Regions from separate parts of the Homo sapiens genome. Here all the other regions are linked to region 3. Evidence: chromatin contacts called from ENCODE Hi-C or POLR2A ChIA-PET data. All regions are on one chromosome and are shown on one strand. Each heading gives the region's core, a stretch centred on a gene start or an enhancer-like site at or near the end of the contact. The rest is flanking DNA. Distances are from core to core; before and after follow the strand shown.

Region 1 (3,523 bases), core at 463-2,962, 100 kb before region 3:
TCTGACTAATATAATGATAAAGGCTGTACCATTTAATAATTGAGAATAATGTCAGTGCTTACAGAAAGAGGGAGGTCAATTTGTATAAAAAATAGTACACTACCGAAATACTACAAAACTAAGCATGAATAGGAAAAGTAATGATGGAAGCCCACATATGTCAAAAGTTAGGTTAAAGCTTCAGGCCCTGGAGACTTCCAAGCCGGGTTCTTTAATGAGTGAATGAAGTTAATAAACATGTAGATACCATCTGAAGGAAGTTATGAAAGCCTACAGACTCTGGGTATTTTATCCTTAAATTACAAATGAGGAAAGAGTTCCTGATGGAGGACTCTGGATATCCAGCTAAACCTCCCTCCCTTTACTCCAGAGCAACCACCCTTGTTGCTGGGCCCATGGCTGCCCAGTCAGATACCACATTTCCAAGTCATCCTTGCAGAACCGATGCAACGGTTCTCACCAATGACATGAGAATAAAGTGATGTTTGCCACTCCCGGTCCTGGCCTTCAAGTATCGGGCAAGCACCCTTCCATACTTTCTGTCTGTCTCTCTCTAAAATGCTGAGGTCCTATTGGACCCTGGGGAAAACACCCCAGGGAATGGAGGAAAAGAAGATGGAAGGAGCTGGTTCCCTGGAATGCCCCCATGGAGAGGGCCACACCGTCAATTCAGACCCCTCACCGCAGTGCGCTTACGTGACAGTGAAAGAAACGTTGGTTTTTAAATAGCATGAACATGGTTTCAATTTGTTTTACGTCTGTTGTCTTGGCATCATTTTAAATGGCATTCCCTTTCGCTGTCCAAGTGAATTACACGTCACCCTATTTTAACTCGGGGTATCATGGTACCTCTTTATATCGGCAGCTTAGTTTCCCTGCAACTGATAGAGCCAGAACCACCACCTGCAACTCGGATGCTGACACAACAGGACCTAGAACCTGTCCACTGAGTAAGCGGCCAGGAGGCAGCAGAGGAAGGCATGTTTATTTCAGGGTAGGGAACCAGTGAGCCTTGTTATGCGCGGGGAAATGTTTGCAAGACTGTCCCCTGTGAGTGAAACGTTTGGAAGACTGTGCCCTGTGAGTGAAACGTTTGGAAGACTGTGCCCTGTGAGTGAAACGTTTGGAATACTGTCCCCTGTGAGTGAAACGTTTGGAATACTGTCCCCTGTGAGTGAAACGTTTGGAATACTGTCCCCTGTGAGTGAAACGTTTGGAATACTGTCCCCTGTGAGTGAAACGTTTGCAAGACTGTGCCCTGTGAGTGAAACGTTTGCAAGACTGTGCCCTGTGAGTGAAACGTTTGCAAGACTGTGCCCTGTGAGTGAAACGTTTGGAAGACTGTGCCCTGTGAGTGAAACGTTTGGAAGACTGTGCCCTGTGAGTGAAACGTTTGCAAGACTGTGCCCTGTGAGTGAAACGTTTGCAAGACTGTGCCCTGTGAGTGAAACGTTTGGAAGACTGTGCCCTGTGAGTGAAACGTTTGGAATACTGTCCCCTGTGAGTGAAACGTTTGGAAGACTGTGCCCTGTGAGTGAAACGTTTGGAAGACTGTGCCCTGTGAGTGAAATGTTTGCAAGACTGTGCCCTGTGAGTGAAACGTTTGGAAGACTGTCCCCTGTGAGTGAAATGTTTGGAAGACTGTGCCCTGTGAGTGAAATGTTTGGAAGACTGTGCCCTGTGAGTGAAATGTTTGGAAGACTGTGCCCTGTGATAACCTGAGAGGCAGACAACGTGTACCGACCAAACCCGGAGCCGTGGTGCCAGAGTGTGGATCTGTGTTGCTCGACCTCGCTGCGTTAGGGAGGTTTTACAAGATAAATAAACACAGGCAAGAACTAGCTCCTTCTAAAGCAGAGATGGAAGAAAGCAGATGGGGCTGGGGCTAGAAATCCCTCCTGCTTCTGTGCTCTCAATGGCAGTAGATACATAACTTGGTTTTCAGAGCCTTTCTTAAAGGCCTACTGTTAAGCCAAAGCCAAAAAGATCCGATTAGGGGTGTTACCTCTACCTATAAGCTCACTGTTTCCCATGGCCTCAGAACTGGTGCCTTTACAATAAAGAGAGGGATGGATCCCAAAAGCCAGGCCATCAGGCAGGCCTGAGAACTATGTGCAGGCTGGAGTTCTGTGCGCGGTTTCTGGAACCTGGGACTCAGTGAAAGAAAATAAACACACGAAGAAGCCCACAAAATTTTTAAAAACCACAAACCTGGTTTACAAATGCTTGTGACTACTTGAAACCTAAGCAAGCAATTAGCCCCACTCCACTTTGGATATGGGTGTGGACACAATGCATAGAGAAGACCCTTTCCAAAAGGTGAAGCCAGCTGTCATAGCTAGATTCATGGGAGATGGTGATCAAGGGTGACTCCGGGAGGCGCAGAGCCAGCCGCAGTGGGGGGAAGTGTCCAAGGACACGCTCAGGGGCAGGGTGGGGCGTGAGCAACTCCTGCCCAGCTGGGGACCATCAGAGATCCGCCCTTTGCTCCTCCCTTTGCTCTTCCCTTGTCCCAACCAGGTCTTCCCTGCAGATGTGCTGTTCCAGCTCCACCACTGTGGTTGTGAGTGGGAGGGACATAGACAACTGGCCCTTTAGCTGGAGGCCACTGGGCAGTGAGCCGCTACCTCTGGACCAGACCAAAAAGACCCTCCAGGCCAGGCGTGGTGGCTCACTCCTGTAATCCCAGCACTCTGGGAAGCCGAGGTGGGTGGATCACCTGAGGTCAGGAGTTCAAGACCAGTCTGGCCAACATGGCAAAACCCTGTCTCTACTAAAAATACAAAAAATTAGCCAGGTGTGGACACCTATAATCCCAGCTACTTGGGAGGCTGAAGCAGGAGAATCACTTGAACCCGGGAGGCAGAAGTTGCAGTGAGCCGAGATCATACCATTGCACTGCAGCCTGGGAGACAGAGCGAGACTCTGTCTCAAAAAGAAAAAAAAATCCTCCAATACCGATACTGCAGCAACCTAGACCTTGGGCTGGGGGAAATGCAGAGGGGACTCTGGGGGCTCCCCGTGGAGGGCGGCACATGTGCCTCGTGTGTCTGTGCGTGGGATAAGAGCACACACAGATATCGGGTGACACTGGAGGGGTCTGAGCTGGACACGGCTAGTTACCAGATTGGCTTCACACTACGCAAACACTGTGCTGATCCTTGACTTGCGGCTGGGCTTCCAGGATGATGTTTCTGAACTTTCCATGGAGAGAGTGGTGGCCTTGTGACTGAGTTCCAGCCACTGGAGTTTGAGTGGAAGTGACATCTGCCACTCTGAACCAGGGCCTTAAAACACTGAGCATGCACTTCTCGACCCTCTCCCTTCACCCGAGCTGGTAGACGCAGGTGCCTCTGACCCGGTTCCCATCATGCAGAAGACGATGTCCTAACCAGATGGGAGGAACGTGTTCTTTGCCAGCCTGCACTTCCCACCACCTAGGGATGGCTTTCTGAGAAAGAGAAATACACATAAAGGTTTTTATGCCACTATTTGGGGGATTTCTTTGTCACCATACTAAGTC
Region 2 (3,570 bases), core at 77-2,576, 85 kb after region 3:
GGAAGGGAACTTCAGTGAGAAAAGGTAGGCTGGCTGGAGGCGATCTGAAGCGGTGAGGACTCTCCCAAGCAGGAAAGCGCCACCCACTTGTCCTCCATGGATACGCTGACCCTGGGTGGCTCAGACCTACCTAATGTGAATCCGGTTGGGGAGGAAGGGGAGCGGGCATCCCCAAATCTACATCCACAGGATTCCTATGCAGTCAAAATTTGGGAATTAATACTGAAGGCAGGAGTGTTAACATGGGTAGGGAAACGCAATACTGACGGAATCCTAAATCAATGACTACTTAGCAAATAGAACATCTATATTTACAAGTCCAAAGTGTTAACATAACTATTTGAAACAGATTGCTAGAAACAAAAATAAATGGGACAGTGCCTTGGAAATATATCAGATAGAATATGACTGGTGATAGAGTCCTGAAAAAGAAGAAAAGCCTGGGGGTTCTGCAGAAGATTTACGTTGTTCATGGCATTAATCATGGTAGATTCCCAGAGGAGGTGAAATGTTATGGACGGGTGGAATGTGATCCATTTTACTGAGGAAGTAAAACTATTCTTGCCTTGAAGGTAATGTTTAAAGTCAAAGAATTTTTAATTAGGTGCGGATTTTTTAAAAAGAATTTTTAATTTACAAATAAGATTGAGTTAAAGAATCATTTTCTGCCGTAGAAGCAATAGGATTTTTTAAAAATTCTATTTTAAATTGCATAAAAAGCATCTTAAAGTAATCAGATAAGTTGAGCCATAAGTAAATGGATATTTAAAGATCTTATTAAAATAGTCTACCTGATTTAGTTATTATTCTGACCCTATATAGCAATTCACAGGGTTTTGTTTCAATTAAGTGGCTCTAAGATTATCATTTAAAAACAAAAAGTGTAACTCTCCCGTTTGCAGCTCTCTGCACTCATTCTATGACTGGAAGGTGGGGCTTGTTTTGACAATGCTTCCAGTTAGGGTCTCTTAAGTGATTTGCATGTTATTAACCTGGATAGCCACTAATAGGGCTTCACTTCCTCGATTTCATACATAGCCCCGGCTCATATAAAAAAGAGTTCTTCAGGAGAGCAGAAAAATCGGAGCACTTGCACTATCGGTGAAATGTGTAGAAAGATAACAGAAGCTACCCTCCTCAAAAAAATGATGAGTTTGATGAAAAGAAATTAACAAGCTGTGTGAGTGTGCTGCACATGATCAGCCATGCTTGCTAAGTCTGTCTGTTGGTTGTTGCTATGGCTACGAAAAGCCAGTGGAACCCAATGAGCTGTCTGCAGCAGAGCTGAGAGGACCAGCCATTTTACTTATGGAAAACAGTGTGGCATATTCTGCTGAGCTTCGCCCTGGAAGAAGCCTCTTTTATACATCTCTTCAGGGAAGAGAGAAGCAATGGGCATGTTAGTATACAATGATCACAGCCACGCAGGCCTGCAAGCTGCCTTTTGGACAGGCTGTTGACTGCCGTTCCAATTAGCTGATTGGAGAATGTGGAATGCAGAGTGATAATGCTGCATATCTGCTATCAGGCAGCAGCAAAGGTTTTTGTCTTGGGAAGGCAAGCTTTCCCTGCAATATTATCTCAGCAGCTCCCTAGCTGCTTACCCTGAAAACGAGGGATCCAAACGGAGGGTGTTGCACTCTGCTAACGCTGGTCCTGTGCGTGGCTGTGGCATATGAGCGGCAGGTCTGAAAAAGCAGGTGTGTGCTGGGACGGGCACTGGACTGGAACGCAGGCGGACGCTCTCGGGTTTACCTGCTTCCTGTTAACAGATTGTGGGCTCCCAGGGCATATGTCTGCACGCTGAGGCCGAGGCGGAGAAGGGGCTTCCTGAGCGTCCCAGTACACTGACAGAGGTAAGCTTTTTTGACCTTTTTGAAAGCACAGCATAAAAATAACTGGGGCAAAACTTAGCCTGAAAGATTTACGTTGATTGTGTGATTTGGATTTACCAAACAAACATACACAGACACATACACACACGCATACACACACATTTCTAGAAAATAGTATCAGAGACATAGAGTTGTTTCAGTGAATTTTGGTTCTAGCAATTGGAAGATAAAAAACATGACCGATATGCTTTGGGGTTTTAAAACCAATATTTACTGTTTGAGCAGACTACGATGGCTTGTTCTGAACCGTCCTCACAGCCAACAACATTTCTCGCTTGTGAACAATGGATTCTTTCGTGACCTGCACTTTGACTTGTATTCAGAGAACTACATGAAAAAGAACTACATGAGAAGCATTTCTTTTTAAGCCTCGTAAATGATTTATTTAACTCTTAACACAGCTATGTACACACTTAAATTGAAGAATTCTGTTCTCTATGTGGGTCATAATAGCCAGTGGATTTTGTACTTGCTTACCCTGGACTGAGTGTCTTGGTGTCCTGTTTGATTTAGTTGGGGTAGTTGTAAAGCAAACAGTGTAGGTATTGGAAGCCGTTCACACCTCCTTTCCGAGTATCTGCATGCCTTGCTGGCCCAGAGCACAAGACCCCCATTGTGCTCCCCCGGCTCAGAATCCAAGGAAAGAAAGGAAGCGAAGCCTCTGCATTGAGTTCTAGGACAGCTGAGGTATGTGGCAGTAAAACTTCTTTTCTTGCACAATTTTTCTCACAAGCAGATAGGTTTCAGAGATAAAGAGTGAAACCAAAAACACCGCACACCTCATCCAAATCTGCGCTCATACTTGCAGCAAATGTTTGCTGTCAGTTGCTTCATAATAACAGCACAGACCCCGAATTGCAGGAGGAATTGCCTGGTAGTGAGTATTTCCTTGATTTATAGTCTCTTAGGAACAAAGCTGTTACTGTGGATTGAAACTGGTCAGTCAAATCAAAATCCCTGGTAAGAAAATGACGGAGTAAGGATTAGATTCTGGTTCAGCAACATTTCAGCTTTACTCAAGTCAGTTCTTTGGTTGTTTTGTTACCAAAAATGTCAGATCACTTATAATACTATTGAAAATATTTAATAAAAATGTTTGGTCAAAAACTTTGAACAAAACCCCTATCTACAAAAGATGGAATCTACTGTGAAATTTAAAATAAGTAGTAACTGAGATCTACTTCTAAGAAGTATATTTTTATTTGCTACCTTTTTCCTCCAAAATCTGGATGACATGAGTCTCTTCAGAATTTTAAGTATAATTTTCACTGATAGATATGGGCAGGAACCGCCTGTTTCAGAGATGTAGCAATGTTCATAAGCCCTAAGATAAGAGAATGCTAAAGCAGTAGGAGAATAGTTTTCCAAACTTTTGTTCTAAATGTCAAAATAGTCAAAATATAAAGATAGAGACTAAGAATCTCAGTGGAGCCAAACATGTGCAAACGTTTGGTGATAAGTGTACGCCTATGCGGGTTGTAGGGGATAAAATGGTGAGGTGACGGCCTTGTACTTCATTATGTTTAACATTCAAAGGAAAGCTAAATGAACAGACTTAGTTCTGAGTCCAATTCTATGAGCAAAAATATCAGCTAAGTAAGGGATTCTATATGAGCTGAATGAAAGGTAGAGAAAATCTCTCTCCAATTTAATTTCCTTCAAAGCTTTACACTGC
Region 3 (3,713 bases), core at 66-2,565:
ATTTGCGTTTTGGTAGTCATTATTTTGTTCTTATTTTGCCACCCGTTACTGACTAACCCCAAGCAACACTGCCTCCAAAAACACGAGCAATGATTCTTGATGTTTTTATTTTCCTCACCCAGTCTTTCATCGTCCAGTGAATAGAGTGTGATTGATTTAACTTCTAAATATATGTTTGGGAAATTTTCCCTTTCTTTTCTTCCTTACAGACATGGTGCTAGTTTGAGCCTTTCTTATTTTTGACATCAACTGTCAAACTTTCTTTCTAGTTTCCCTGCTTATGTCCCCTACCGTTCATTTCCCCTCCACTTAATTGCTAGAATGATCCATTTAGAATATGTCTTAAAATTGTCAATGGCTTAATATGTGAATGAGTTTCTTTGGCTATCACACAATCTTGCCCTTTCAGCTTGTTTTGCCTTCAGGCAGTAATGGGATGTCAATCAGAAAACAGTCATTAAAGGCACAAGTTTATTTAGACGTCAAAAAGTGGTTGGATTATAGTCACTTTGCTTAGATGGAATGTTAGCCCCTGCTGTGGAGCTATCCAACTCCTGAGCTTTTTTGTTTGTTTGAGACGGGGTCTTGCTCTGTTGCCCAGGCTAGAGTGCAGTGGCATGATCTTGGCTCACTGCAACCTTTGCTTCCTGGGTTCAAATGATTCTTGTGTCTCAGCCTCCCTAGTAGCTGGGATTACAGGCACCTGCCACCACATCCTGCTAAATTTTTTTTTTTGAGTGGAGACAGGGTTTCACCATGTTGGCCAGGCTGGTCTTGAACTCCTGACCTCAGGTAATCTGCCTGCCTCGGCCTCCCAAAGTGCTGGGATTACAGGCGTGAGCCACTGCACCCAGCCTAACTCCTTAGCTTTTTGAACGCCCTCTCGTGCTGGTTTGAACCTTAGCCATCTGTGTTCCGTGACTTTCTATACCTGTTGTAGGCTGTGGAGCATACCTGTTTCAGACTGCAGTAGTTATGGTTGTGTCAGGGCCTAGGAGAAATTTTCCCTTCACCCTCTGAAGGTTCGCTGAAAAATCAACTCACAAAAGGCAGATTCATTTGAGAAAAGATGTACAAATTTTCTTAATGTGTACATAGGAGCCTTCAGATTGAAGACCCAAAGATACAGGGGAAACTGTCCATTTTTATGCTTAGGTTTAACAAAGTATGGGCAGCTGTGTAGGCATAGGATTGGACGAAAGGGTGTGGTCTAATGCGAATAGACTGAGTGGGGACACCCAGCAAGGCCTGTCTGTCCAGATTCTTGCTGGCCTCTCTGGTCAGCTTTCCTTCCTTCTGGTGTGGGGTGGGGCCCTCTCTGGAATCGGATCTCATACCTACACTCAAACAAGGTGGGTCAGAGAGTGTCTTTATCGCCAGTTCTTACCCAGAAAGGCGGAGCGAAAGTTAGAGTAATACTTTTAGGTTTTAAGGCTGGCTCTGGGGCAAAGGGGTTGTGGTTACTGTGACGGTCCTGGAGGAAGAGGGATTCTGGTTTCTATATCTGGCCTCAGGGGAGAATTGGGCTGAGGAACCGGAAGGCAGAAGTGAGCAGAGAGAAGCTCTTGCTTCTGAGGCTGTCATCTGGGGTACTGTTTCCTGAGCCTCCGCAATTGCTGCAGATGCTGCAGCTTTTCCAGTAGCTCAGTAATACAACCAATCACTGACGTGCTTTGTAATACAACCAATCACTGACATGTGCTTTTTTTTTTTTTTTTGGCCATGTGTAAGCAGCATTTGTAATTTAGGGCAGGTATCACTGGCATCACTGGGAAACTTGAGGGCAACGCACCACCCAGTGGCTTGGCTTTTCCCAGTGGAGCCTCCTCCACCAAGAACTCTCTGCAGAGGACATGGCTCTTTGTTAGGGGCACACACCAGGGGCCACAGAGCACCCCCTGCCAATCATCCTGTTACACTACACAGTAGTTCTGTGTTTAGAAAAGAGCAGTGAATTGAAATAAGAAGTAAGGAATTTCCATATGTCAAAACCCAGTTACTAGCTGTTTGTTTATTTATTTATTTTGAGACAGAGCTTTGCTCTTGTCACCCAGGTTGGAGTGCAGTGGCGCGATCTTGGCTCACTGCAACCTCTGCCTCCCGGATTCAGGGGATTCTCCTGCCTCAGCCTCCCGTGTAGCTGGGATTACAGGCGTGCACCAACAAACCCAGCTAATTTTTGCATTTTTAGTAGAGACGGGGTTTCACCATGTTGGTCAGGCTGGTCTTGAACTCCTGATCTCAGGTGATCCACCTGCCTCGGCCTCCCAAAGTGCTGGCATTACAGGCGTCAGCCATCTCGCCTGGCCAACATGTCTAAATCCTTTCTCTGAGGATTTGTATCTAATTCAGAACCCGTCAATGCCAAAAATTACCCCTTTTCTTTAAGTGCATTTCTTTATGCATGAATCCATTTCAGTCTGTCTTTCCTACCTATTTCCCATGACAAATTCCAAAATGAAATTGCTGTGGAATCCACTGGAGTATTTGTTATATACAAGTTGGTTAAGTGAGATTCTTTGGCCTAATCCGGAGCTTTTTTTGGCCTATGAGCATTTGATCCTTGTTCAGAGCTGGATAATTGTGGTCAATGGGATTTCTACTCAATGAGATTTCAAACTCCATCACTCTCATACACTCCCTTTTCCTGGTCCTTACTGATCATTCTCTCTGGCTAATTTTAATCCAAATGAAATTCTGTGCTGAGAATTTGGGACCAAACTTTTCCGATAATAATATTTTCAAAAGAAAACAATGAAGGGATTGGCCAGAATTATTTGAAAATTAAATTCTTTCAGGAAAACTATAATTTGCCCACATTTTACTTCTCTGAAAAAGAAATTGTTAATGTTACAGTGTGACAAAGTCACTGTTCTTCAAGTTTCTTATTGTTGAGGCAAAGTTCTCAGAGAAGAACCCTAGTCCTTCATTCTCAGCTGACCTGTCCGGGCCAATCAGCAGAAAGTACTGTCTAGGACCACAGACACTGAGACCTGACTCTGAGCAAGAAGGCAGCCGGGCACTGGGCCCGGTGCACCCGGGATCCTGGCGGGGGTGATGCCACTGCCATGCAGCACCAGGTGTCGCCCGGGCGCCATGACCGCTGCATCTGCTGCAGCAGAACGGATGCTCACGCCGCTGCCACTTTCCTCCACTGCCCTCACCTCCTTGGCTTATTCATTCCCACTGGAGATCTGAACCTAAGTCGAGCTTCGGTTATGAGGACAAGGGAAGACTTACCTGGTCTTCTTGGATTCTGTGTTGGGATGGATCAATAGAGTAGAAGTTTGGATGGTAGGGAATTACGCAAACATACAGACAAGGAGTTCAGGAGGTGCTGTGACACCAAAACAAGTCCTCTGTACCTTGGCCCTGACTTAGTTCACTGCTGTTGCTTCAGTGGCATCAGGGCTTGCCCTGTCACTCATAAGAGAGGTAGGCTGAGAATGAGAATTTTGGCCCCCGGTGGGCCTATCGTCCTAATTCATTCTTCTTTCTTGTCTGTGTCATGGATTCTTAGAAGCACACAACTAGTAAATCACATGTTTTCAAGTCTAAAATTAAAGTAAGTGTGCAAAGCCATGTGATCAGATGAAGGGGTCATTAAAACACTGATGCCTGGCCATACATGGCAGCATGGACATGGGCCCAGCCGGGGTGTCAGGAGGCATCCCCGGCTCAGTCACTGGCTCCCCGTGTGATCATGCCCCTCC

What was found. A loop is a pair of places that touch in the nucleus more often than their neighbours do. ChIA-PET counts read pairs that join two places held with the same protein, here RNA polymerase II (POLR2A). Pooled maps may share reads with other maps.
Region 1: a map of heart right ventricle shows a loop between it and region 3 (2.1-fold over the local background). The contact joins two enhancer-like sites. A Hi-C loop is called at or near these places in 7 of 168 maps with a recorded cell type or tissue (heart left ventricle, heart right ventricle and right cardiac atrium) and 1 of 50 pooled maps. POLR2A ChIA-PET finds 5 or more read pairs at or near these places in 1 of 52 experiments (PC-9).
Region 2: a loop to region 3 is called in a pooled map, with 2.3 times the contacts of the local background. The contact joins the promoter of SORBS2 here to the enhancer-like site in region 3. A Hi-C loop is called at or near these places in 1 of 168 maps with a recorded cell type or tissue (OCI-LY7) and 3 of 50 pooled maps. POLR2A ChIA-PET finds 5 or more read pairs at or near these places in 3 of 52 experiments (OCI-LY7, Panc1 and SK-N-SH).

What each region holds. Positions count from the first base shown.
Region 1 is chr4:185,997,644-186,001,166 of GRCh38, reverse strand. The region is part of intron 2 of LOC124900830 (a long non-coding RNA gene); the gene reads left to right. Among named protein-coding and RNA genes, the nearest start is that of TLR3, 70 kb to the left of the region's middle. Within about 2 kb of position 1,712, at least 4 of the 41 ENCODE cell types and tissues checked have a DNase peak (open chromatin) inside an H3K27ac peak, as active enhancers do.
Region 2 is chr4:185,809,950-185,813,519 of GRCh38, reverse strand. SORBS2 (sorbin and SH3 domain containing 2) reads left to right here and starts at 1,326. Exons shown (of 27, transcript NM_001395207.1): 1 at 1,326-1,856.
Region 3 is chr4:185,894,898-185,898,610 of GRCh38, reverse strand. It overlaps a transcript of SORBS2 not described here. Among named protein-coding and RNA genes, the nearest start is that of SORBS2, 85 kb to the right of the region's middle. Within about 2 kb of position 1,315, at least 3 of the 41 ENCODE cell types and tissues checked have a DNase peak (open chromatin) inside an H3K27ac peak, as active enhancers do.